Linked DNA regions of Homo sapiens: region 2 is linked to region 1. A link is a loop called in an ENCODE intact Hi-C map of the cell type or tissue named here. Cell type or tissue: OCI-LY7. All regions are shown on one strand. Each heading gives the region's core, and the rest is flanking DNA. Links, peaks and the distances in the headings are about the cores only. Region 1 has its middle 44 kb from the start of BDH1. Region 2 holds the start of RPL35A (ribosomal protein L35a).

Region 1 (4,390 bases), core at 226-4,225:
CTTCACTCCCTTCTGGCAGCATCCAGCTTCTCAAGGGCAGTGAAACACCCAGGAAGGCACTGGCTTGGGAAAACCATTCCTTCCTGAGAAGAAACAAAGAAGAAATACGATCACGCGTACTTTTGGGTAGATACTCAGTACTGCTATGAAAGGTCCTTTTTTCCGGAGTTATTTAAAAAAAAAACAAACAGATGCCTTTTAAGGGTTATTATGTTTCAAAATGTCAACTTGTTAGAGCTAAGGATCCTCCCTGTGTTCCAGAAAAACACGCTTCTCCCAAGAGAGGTGGCCTTGGCTTAATTCCATTCAGCAGTGAGGTTAATTTGGACAATTTGATGGATGAGTAGTTACTAAGCACCCACCGTACCCCGTGAGTCCAGGTTTGTGGGCAATGCTAGGATGAATCAGCCATGGCGCCTGTCCGTGAGAGGCTCTCCTCTAGCTGAAGAGAGAGTGACTTTAGTTCTGTGATGGCACAGACCTAGTACCATAGTGTCTGGATGACTCAGCTCCCGATGACGCTCGGCTTGAAGGGTCTGTTGAGGGAGGACCTCCAGATCACTTTGCATCTGGGAAATGGGTTAGTTACCCTATTTCCTCCCAGTGGGAAGAGGAGGGGCTGCACTCTGCCAGGTACCCTGGGCTTCATGTGGGAGCAACTGCTATCTCTTCCCCTGCTGACGACACAAAGGGCTGTGCTTCGCTTTGGACATGTCGCGCGCTCGTGTGTAACCAGCTGGCTGAGACCCACCATCGGGCCTGGAGGAAGAAAAGCGCAGGGTGCTGCAGGGGAGCAGTTGGCGTCTTTTCTCCACTCCACAGGCCAGGGTCGGAGGGCTCATGGTGGGTGATAGTGCAACCTGCCTCGGCATCTGAGGGATCGCACATGGGGCTCAGAGGCAATGCTCACTTCTCCTGGTTGTTGTTTTTTGTTTGTTTTGACACCCTTGCCTCATTTAAAACTTTTCAGGTGGGGCACGCTGGCTCATACCTGTAACCCCAGCACTTTGGGAGGACAAGGCTGGCAGATTGCTTGAGCTCAGGAGTTCGAGACCAGCCTGGGCAACATGGCAAAACCATATCCTACAAAAATACAAAAATTAGCTGTGGCACACTCCTGTGGTCCCAGCTACTCCCGGGAGGCGGAGGCTGCAGTAAGCCAAGATCACACCACTGTACTCCAGCCTGGGCGACAGGGAAACCCTGTCTCAGAACAACAACAACAAAACTTTTCAGCTCAGGCAGTTTTCTTTTCAACCCCTGCATTTTTTGTTTGTTTGTTTGTTTTTTGCGGAGGAAGGCAAGTATTGTTCCTGTACAAAACAGGCTGCCGGGTGCCGTATGGGAGCGCCGCCTCCAGGTGAGCCATCCTGGGTTCCAGTCCAGCCTCTATTCACTTCAGGTGGGTGTTTTACCTCTAAACCTCAGCATTGCCATCTGCACATAGAACCAGCCTTTCTGGTTTCCAGCTGAAAATAGGTTATGACTAGAAAAGTAAAGAATGTTGAATTGGGCCGGGCGCGGTGGCTCACGCCTGTAATCCCAGCACTTTGGGAGGCCAAGGCGGGCAGATCACCTTAGGTCAGAAGATCCAGACCATCCTAGCTAACACGGTGAAACCCCGTCTCTACTAAAAATACAAAAAATTAGCCGGGCCTGGTGGCGGGCGCCTGTGATCCCAGTTACTCAGGAGGCTGAGGCAGGAGAATGACGTGAACACGGGAGGTGGAGCTTGCAGTGAGCCGAGATCGCACCACCGCACTCCAGCCTGGGAGACAGAGCGAGACTCCGTCTCAAAAAAAAACAAAAAAAAATAGTGTAGAATTGCCTTTTGGAAGTACCCTCCCTTCCTTTTTACACAGACAGCCGGGGCTTGGTGAGGAAAGCTTGCCCAGGAACCCAAGGGAGCGAGAACAACAGACAAGCCAGGCAGCCCCGGCTACGATGGCTCTTACCGGGCACCTGAGCCTTCTTTAGACAGGGTCTCTATTTGCAGAGAATGAGCGGCCAATTACGAATGAATGTGCTTGCCTCTGCATGCATAGCCCCTCACAGTTTACACACACATTAGTCACTCTGCAGGCTGCACAGGCTTCTGTCGCTCCCAGATGTTCATCGCTCCTGGAAACGATTCGGTCTTTCCCAGCCCAGCGCCAGGCAGCTCCTCAGATCCCAAGGCACTTGGCTTCCCCTGGAGCACAGCGTTCTCTCCACGGGGATGGCTGGGCAGGAGAAAGGACTCTGAAGATGGGCCTGTCCCTGCCTCCAGCCCAGCTCTGCTTCCCCTCAGCAACCTTGGGCCTCCGTTGGGGCTGGGTGGGCTCAGCCTCCTCCTCTGCCTTAGAGCAGTGCCTTCCCACGTGGGGCGAGGTCCCCCCGGAGTTGTCATCTGTGATCAGGGCATTTTAAGCAGAAGCTGGAGCTCTCCCTTTGGTGGACTCTTGTCCGATGCTGGAGAAGGGCGACCTCTAGTGTTGGTTCATAGAAGCGGCATAGCGGCTTCTTCCTGCCTCTGAGCCCTGCTGGGACCTGTCTGCAGAGGAGAGGGTCCCGCAGCTAAACTGGCTGTGCCAGGAGAAAGGTGGGGAGGTCAGTACTGTCCTCGGCATGGGGAAAAGCATAGCAGGATGTGAGCAGGCAAACGCTGGGGTGGCATGCTCTGTGAGGGAGCCGACTGCATGGTGACTGACTTTCAGGGTCTCATCATCTTCATCAGCACCACCCCATTTTTTTGAGATGGACAATCACATTTGTTCCAGTCTTCAGTAAAGTGCCTTACAATTCCGGATTAAAGTCCCCCTGACCTTCCCTTCTAAACAGATTTGCCCAACCTAAGCCCCTCCTATAAAGAATTGAACAGCTGGTCGGGCGCGGTGGCTCAGGCCTGTAATCCCAGCACTTTGGGAGGCCAAGGCGGTGGATCATGAGGTCAGGCGTTCAAGACCAGCCTGGCCAACATGGTGAAATCCCATCTGTACTAAATATACAAAGATTAACTGGGTGTGGTAGCTCGCTCCTGTAGTCCCAGCTGCTCAGGAGGCTGAGGCACGAGAATCGCTTGAACCTGGGAGGCGGAGGCTGCAGTAAGCCGAGATCGTGCTATTGCACTCCAGCCTGGGAGAGAGAGTGAGGCTCTGAGCTGCGACTGGCCACAAGACACGATGTCCACAGTACTGAGGAGGCACAGGCTTTGGGAAATAAAGTGGGATAGGGCTGCATGATGGGAGAGGGCTCACCCATTCCCTTCCCACACCCACAAATACGTTCAGAACCTTTGTTGTTGTTTCCTGTGGCTTATCATCTATCTCTACTCTGTGTTATTCTGCTGAGTTTGATGAGACCCAGAACTGCTGCACCAACCAGGTCTAATCGACCGCTATTTGTATATAATTTTTGGCAAACCTGTTTCCAACTACAGGTAGGGTGCCTACCCATCTCGGTTTGCCTGGGACAGTCCTGGCTTATATCTATCACCTGGCACATTTATGAATAGTTTTCTCCCTCTGAAAAGACTCCCATTTCGATGATAAATTACACAATCCCCCTATTCACAGATAGTCTCCCTAAGAAAACTTAGGCATTAGGATTTAGAAGATATGGGAGATAATGCCAGGACTTTGAGATTTAAATGGTTATTATAATCTTGGCATAATTAGCTCCAAGCTTCCTGGCAGTTAAACAAAAGAAAAACATGAAGTGTTAGAAAGTTGATTCTGCCTTATAAAATGACGCATATTACATCTTCTGGAGGGACATATTTATCAGGCACTAACTTTCAGGAGGATTTTTTCATGTAAACTGTTATATAAGGAACACTAAGTAACATAAGGGACTAGGTCCTCCGTGGGGTTTTTGCAGAAGCTTTTATGTGGCCATCTTCTTTATCTTGATGCTCAAAAATGACTGTGCTTTTCCAATTCTCTTTCTCTGTGAAAAGTGGGGAGGCAATAAAAATGATTTCACAGGGATTAACTGAGCTCTTATGGCTCAAAGGCCAAATAAACGATAAACATCAAAACATTATCATTTTCATGCATACCATCTTGTCCAAACCTCTTCCTTTAGTGATAAGAAAGCCAAGGTTCAGAGAGGGAGGAGTGACATGGTTAATCAGTGGCAAAACTGACTGGCCTTAAGAGTCCTGTTTCATTCCGAATGCTAACACAACTTCAAATTGCTGTCACCAAGACACTGTTGAAATTCCGTCAGGCCACCAGTGTGGGGTGGGAAGAGGATACAGAAAAAAAATCCAGAAGCCTGAGTTTTGAACCATAGTGGGCATGGTGGCCCAGATGCAGAGGCTAGAAATTGTTTCCAGTCATCGTCATTAAAAAAAAGTTATTAACGCCAGGCATGGTGCCTCACGCCTGTAATCCCAGCACTTTGGGAG
Region 2 (4,390 bases), core at 138-4,137, 350 kb before region 1:
CAGGAGTTTGGGACCAGCCTGGCCAACATGGCAATACCCTGTCTCTACTAATAATACAAAAACTAGCCGGGCGTGGTGGCCGGCGCCTGTAATCCCAGCTACTCGGGAGGCTGAGACAGGACACTTGCTTGAACCCGGGAGGCGGAGGTTTCGGTGAGGGAGACCAAGTCACTGCATTCCAGCCTCGGCAACAGAGCAAGACTCCGTTATATAAAAAAGAAAATGAGGCAGATCTCAAAAACCCAAAACCTACCAGTGTCATAAACTTACTTCTTTGCTTTATATACATAAGCGCATCTCTTGCCCAAATAGAATTCTGTTTCATCTCGGGCGTAAACACCTTCAATTTTAAGAAGAGCTGTGTGCTCCCTTTGGTTCCGGAGACCCCGCTTATAGCCAGCAAAAATGGCCTTGGACCACAGCCTAAGACACAAAAGATACACAACATGAAACATAAGCTTCAAAAAACCAATCTGACTTGTAATCACCCCCACCCAAAAGTTACTCAGAGCAAACATCTAAGTTTTTTCTTGCCAATTTTAAGCTCGCATTTACGTTCACGTCTAACACACAAAAATAAAGAACTATATTTAAAACGCGTACCTTCCAGACATAGTTCCTTTTAGAAGTCCCGTTCCCAGCAGGCCTTAAAACAAACAAAAAGATTAGTTTAAAACCAAGCCACACAAGTTTCCCACCTCGTCCCCTCTCGTTTAAGCCCCTAAAGCAAATTCCTTTTGGATGGGAGTTTCATGTAGGAGTTCGGGGACAACAATGCCAGAACATCCATATGAAACGCAGGGTCCGGCAAGACATTCAAACCTCAGAGAACAGCTGGTATCTAAGCAAACTTCAGAATGAAGACAAAACTAAGGGACAGGAGTCACAAAAATGACTCTCAGAAAAGCCTGAGAAAATGCATGCCGTTATCAGTAGGCAACACTCAGGAAAAGAAATGAAGCCTTAAAGAGAAACACACACGTAAGACTTTTATGCAATGGCTGGGGGAGAAAAGCTGAGGAAAGAGACTGGTCAGACAAGCCAAGGAAGGTATGGACTGGGAGGAAACGGATGAAGGAAGCACTGCCTCATGGACAACTGCACACGAACAAAAACATCGTTTCACTCCGTTCAGGCCCAGGAATTTAACTGGGATAACCCGGGCAGCCGTTCTCCGGGTGTCAGGGGACCAAACACCATCAGCCCAACATCTCCTCCATCCTGTTCTCCCTCTTCTTGAAACCCGTAGAAATCAATGGCTGGCAGAGACTCCGATACGCACCGGCGACTCGCCAAGGCACAGGAACAAACCTACTCCGGTTATTTGCCCCCAAATTTCAGCAGCAGACCCTTCACTCACCTCCACAGGAGCCAAGATGGCGGTAAGAGAAGGACGAGGCCCCGCCGCGTGGCCTTGTGGGATTAAACATCTTTCGACTCCGCCCTCAATTTAGGCATCTTCTCCAAACGCCAGAAAAACAATCCTCGGAAATCGGCTTCGCACTGAAATAAGCCACATTCAATAGCACTCTTACAATTATTTTCCTAAGTCCTTTCATCTTGGTAGGCTGCAAAATGTACTACTTGGGAACAAGGGAAGGCAAAATGGTAGCCAGCTAAATCCGCCAAAGCTGTGCGTTGCCATAGAAACAACTTAGTTTACTTCCTGCGTCCCCGGACGCCGTAGGTGGAAAGGCGAACCCTGAGTGGAGGATGTTCCCGCTGCCTAAAGAATGATTGACTGTAAGATTGATTTGCCAACAGTGGGGTGCTTTTCTCTCGATACACACAGCAATAGACAGAACGGAAATTCTGGGATCCTAATCTAGCATGGAAGAGAAAGGCCGGGAGCACGAAGGCAGCAGGACCTCTTCCTTCTCTTTTTTCTTTTTCTATACTTCTTTTCTCCCCTCTACTTATTTATCTCTTTCAAGAAATGAGACTGGGCACAGTGGCTCACGCCTGTAAACCCAGCTCTTTGGGAAGCCGAGGCGGGAGGATCGCTTGAGGCCAGGAGTTCGAGACCAGCCTGGGCAACATAGTGAGACCACCTCCCCCAACCTCTACAAAAGAAAAAAAAAATGAATGAAATGACTTAAGTTCTTACCTCCATTCTTCTTTTTGGATCCGAGGTATGAGGAGGACTGCCTGCAGGAGGCTTTATCGCCCTTTTAGGAGAACTCGTTTAGCTGCCTCGTGTCCGCACCTAGTAGGTCCTCCGTAGATACTTGTAGAGGTGGATTAGTGGACGCCAGAGATTCACATTTCCGAATTATTGCATATTTATTTGGGTTATCCTATGGATTCATTCATTTATTTAACACATAGTTTAATGAATGACTACCCTGTACCAAGGTTTGTGTAAGATGACACGGCAGTAAACAAATCTATGCCCTCGTGGAGCTTATATCCTACGAGGCGGAGCAACACAATGAGCAAGTAAAAATAGATGACACGTTAGAAGATGATAATTTCTGTGAAGAAAATTAAGCAGAGAGGCCACTGTAAAAGAGGCTTTCCCCACTTTGAGATGGGAAGTATGTAAAAGAGGCTTCCCCTGCTTTGAGATGGGAACTATTTAAGGGTCCTGAACAGAAGGGTGACTCTATCTGACTTCTATATTGACAAAGTCACTGTGTTGAAAGTGAAGGGAGGCAAGGGTATCAGCAGGAAGATAATTATAGGTTCCTGTAGTGACTATGATGAGAGGTGATGGTGTGTAAACAGAGGATATTGAGTACTGGAATTCTGAATATATTTAAATTCTGGCAAGATTTGCTGGTGGATGAGGAATGAGAGAGAGTAAAGTATGACTCCGAAGTTGTATGAAATAGATGTATATAAGTCACTTTTAAAATCAGATCCTCTCTTAAATACAACAGGATAGAACTTGTACCTTGTAGCCTACTACCCCACCCAGTGTTCCCTGTCCCAGAAAGAAATGTGCTAGAAATTTCACTATTAGATATTGATTTGTCAAAGTTCTATATGGAAGTCCTCCTGGGAGGAATAACACATTAAGTGTGAGTTTCATTCGTTTGCTCGTGTATTATTCGTTCCACAAATACTTATTGAGCACTGAGACTTAGCACCTGATACAACTGTGAGCATCGTTGTCATGTTGCTGCTTTCATGGAACAGTTGTCTAGTGGGGGGAAACTGACACTAACGTAACAAATTGTGAACACAGCTCTGCGGGAAAGTAGTGGCATGAGTGCCCAGAAGCCTGATCTGGCCTGACGAGTCAGCGAAAGGATCACTTGGACAAGTGTCAGTTAAGGCATTTTTCAAACTGCAGGTGATGACCATTAGTAGAGCATGATAAGAATACTTTTTAAAACAAAGTATGGGCCGGGCGCAGTGGCTCACGCCTGTCATCCCAGCACTTTGGGAGGCTGAGGTGGGTGGATCACTTGAGGTCAGGAGTTTGAGACCAGCCTGGCCAACATAGTGAAACCCTGTCTCTACTAAAAATACAAAAATCAGCCAGGGGTGTTGGTGTGTGCCTGTCATCCCAGCTACTTGGGAGGCTGAGGTACAAGAATCGCTTCAACCTGGTAGGGGGAGGTTTCAGTGAGCTGAGATCCTGCCACTGCACTCCAGCCTTGGTGACAGAGTGAGACCGTCTCAAAAAAAAAAAAAAAAAAAAAAAAGGTAAAGCAGGAGTGAAACTACAAGGGATGATGGAGTCTCCCGGGACCTAGGAAAGAAATAGTTACCTAAGCCCAGAGAGAGACGTTTGGAGAGAATTGCCTGACAGGAGCCATGACCTTTGATAGAGGAACATAACCAACCAATTATATTCTGGCAGAGAAGGAGCAGGGAGAATAAATGTCTGATCTCACTTCTCTACACTGAATCTCTTTCTGGAATCTCCCCTGGATATACTCCATACGGGTCCATCTCTCAGAGCACAGAAAATGTTAGAGATTTCACCTAGAAAAATGACACTGTCTTAAGCTGGTGATGGGTCAGTGGGACTTTACACGGTGAAAAGGTGAGGGAAGAGTGGCTCCACTGGAAGGAATAGCAGGTGCAAAGACCCTGAGTTGCAAGGGAGCATGAGTCCAGAGAAGAACTGAAAGAAGCCCACTGTGGCTGGAGCCCAGAGAGCAAGGAAAGTGCAGTTGTAGTTGGGTCTAGAGAGGAACAGAGGGGCCCAGATCATACAGACCTTGTGGACCAAGTCAAGAATTTTCTTCTTTGTCCTAAGGCAACGGGAAACCATTGAAGGGTTCTAGGGAAGGACATGATGAGATTTTCCATTTTAAAAGATCACCCTTTCATTTTAAAAAGCTCACTTCCTGAACCTTCTGTCAGGATATCAGAAAAAAAAAATTTAAAAATTAAAAGATCACTTCCAATTTAGAGGTTGTTGGAGTAGTTCAAG

The links. Peaks named below come from ENCODE experiments on the same cell type or tissue, not always from the same donor. Only the 100,000 strongest peaks of a DNase experiment are listed, where the experiment ranks them.
Region 2: it touches region 1 in a loop (6-fold over the local background); 4 of 110 quality-filtered maps call a loop at or near these places.

Annotation. Positions count from the first base shown.
Region 1 is chr3:197,597,284-197,601,673 of GRCh38, reverse strand. No RefSeq gene overlaps it. Among named protein-coding and RNA genes, the nearest start is that of BDH1, 44 kb to the right of the region's middle. In OCI-LY7, for the core only: a CTCF peak has its summit at 2,469 (motif pointing left); a DNase peak (open chromatin) is centred at 2,433.
Region 2 is chr3:197,947,192-197,951,581 of GRCh38, reverse strand. All of the region lies in intron 2 of DRC9 (dynein regulatory complex subunit 9), which reads left to right. RPL35A (ribosomal protein L35a) reads right to left here and starts at 1,392. Exons shown (of 5, transcript NM_000996.4): 1 at 1,361-1,392; 2 at 604-646; 3 at 271-423. The coding sequence starts at 614. RefSeq lists enhancers at 1-124, 908-1,690, 1,770-1,989. In OCI-LY7, for the core only: no CTCF peak of the experiment used is centred there; a DNase peak (open chromatin) is centred at 1,641; H3K4me3 peaks cover 2,533 bases; H3K27ac peaks cover 1,800 bases.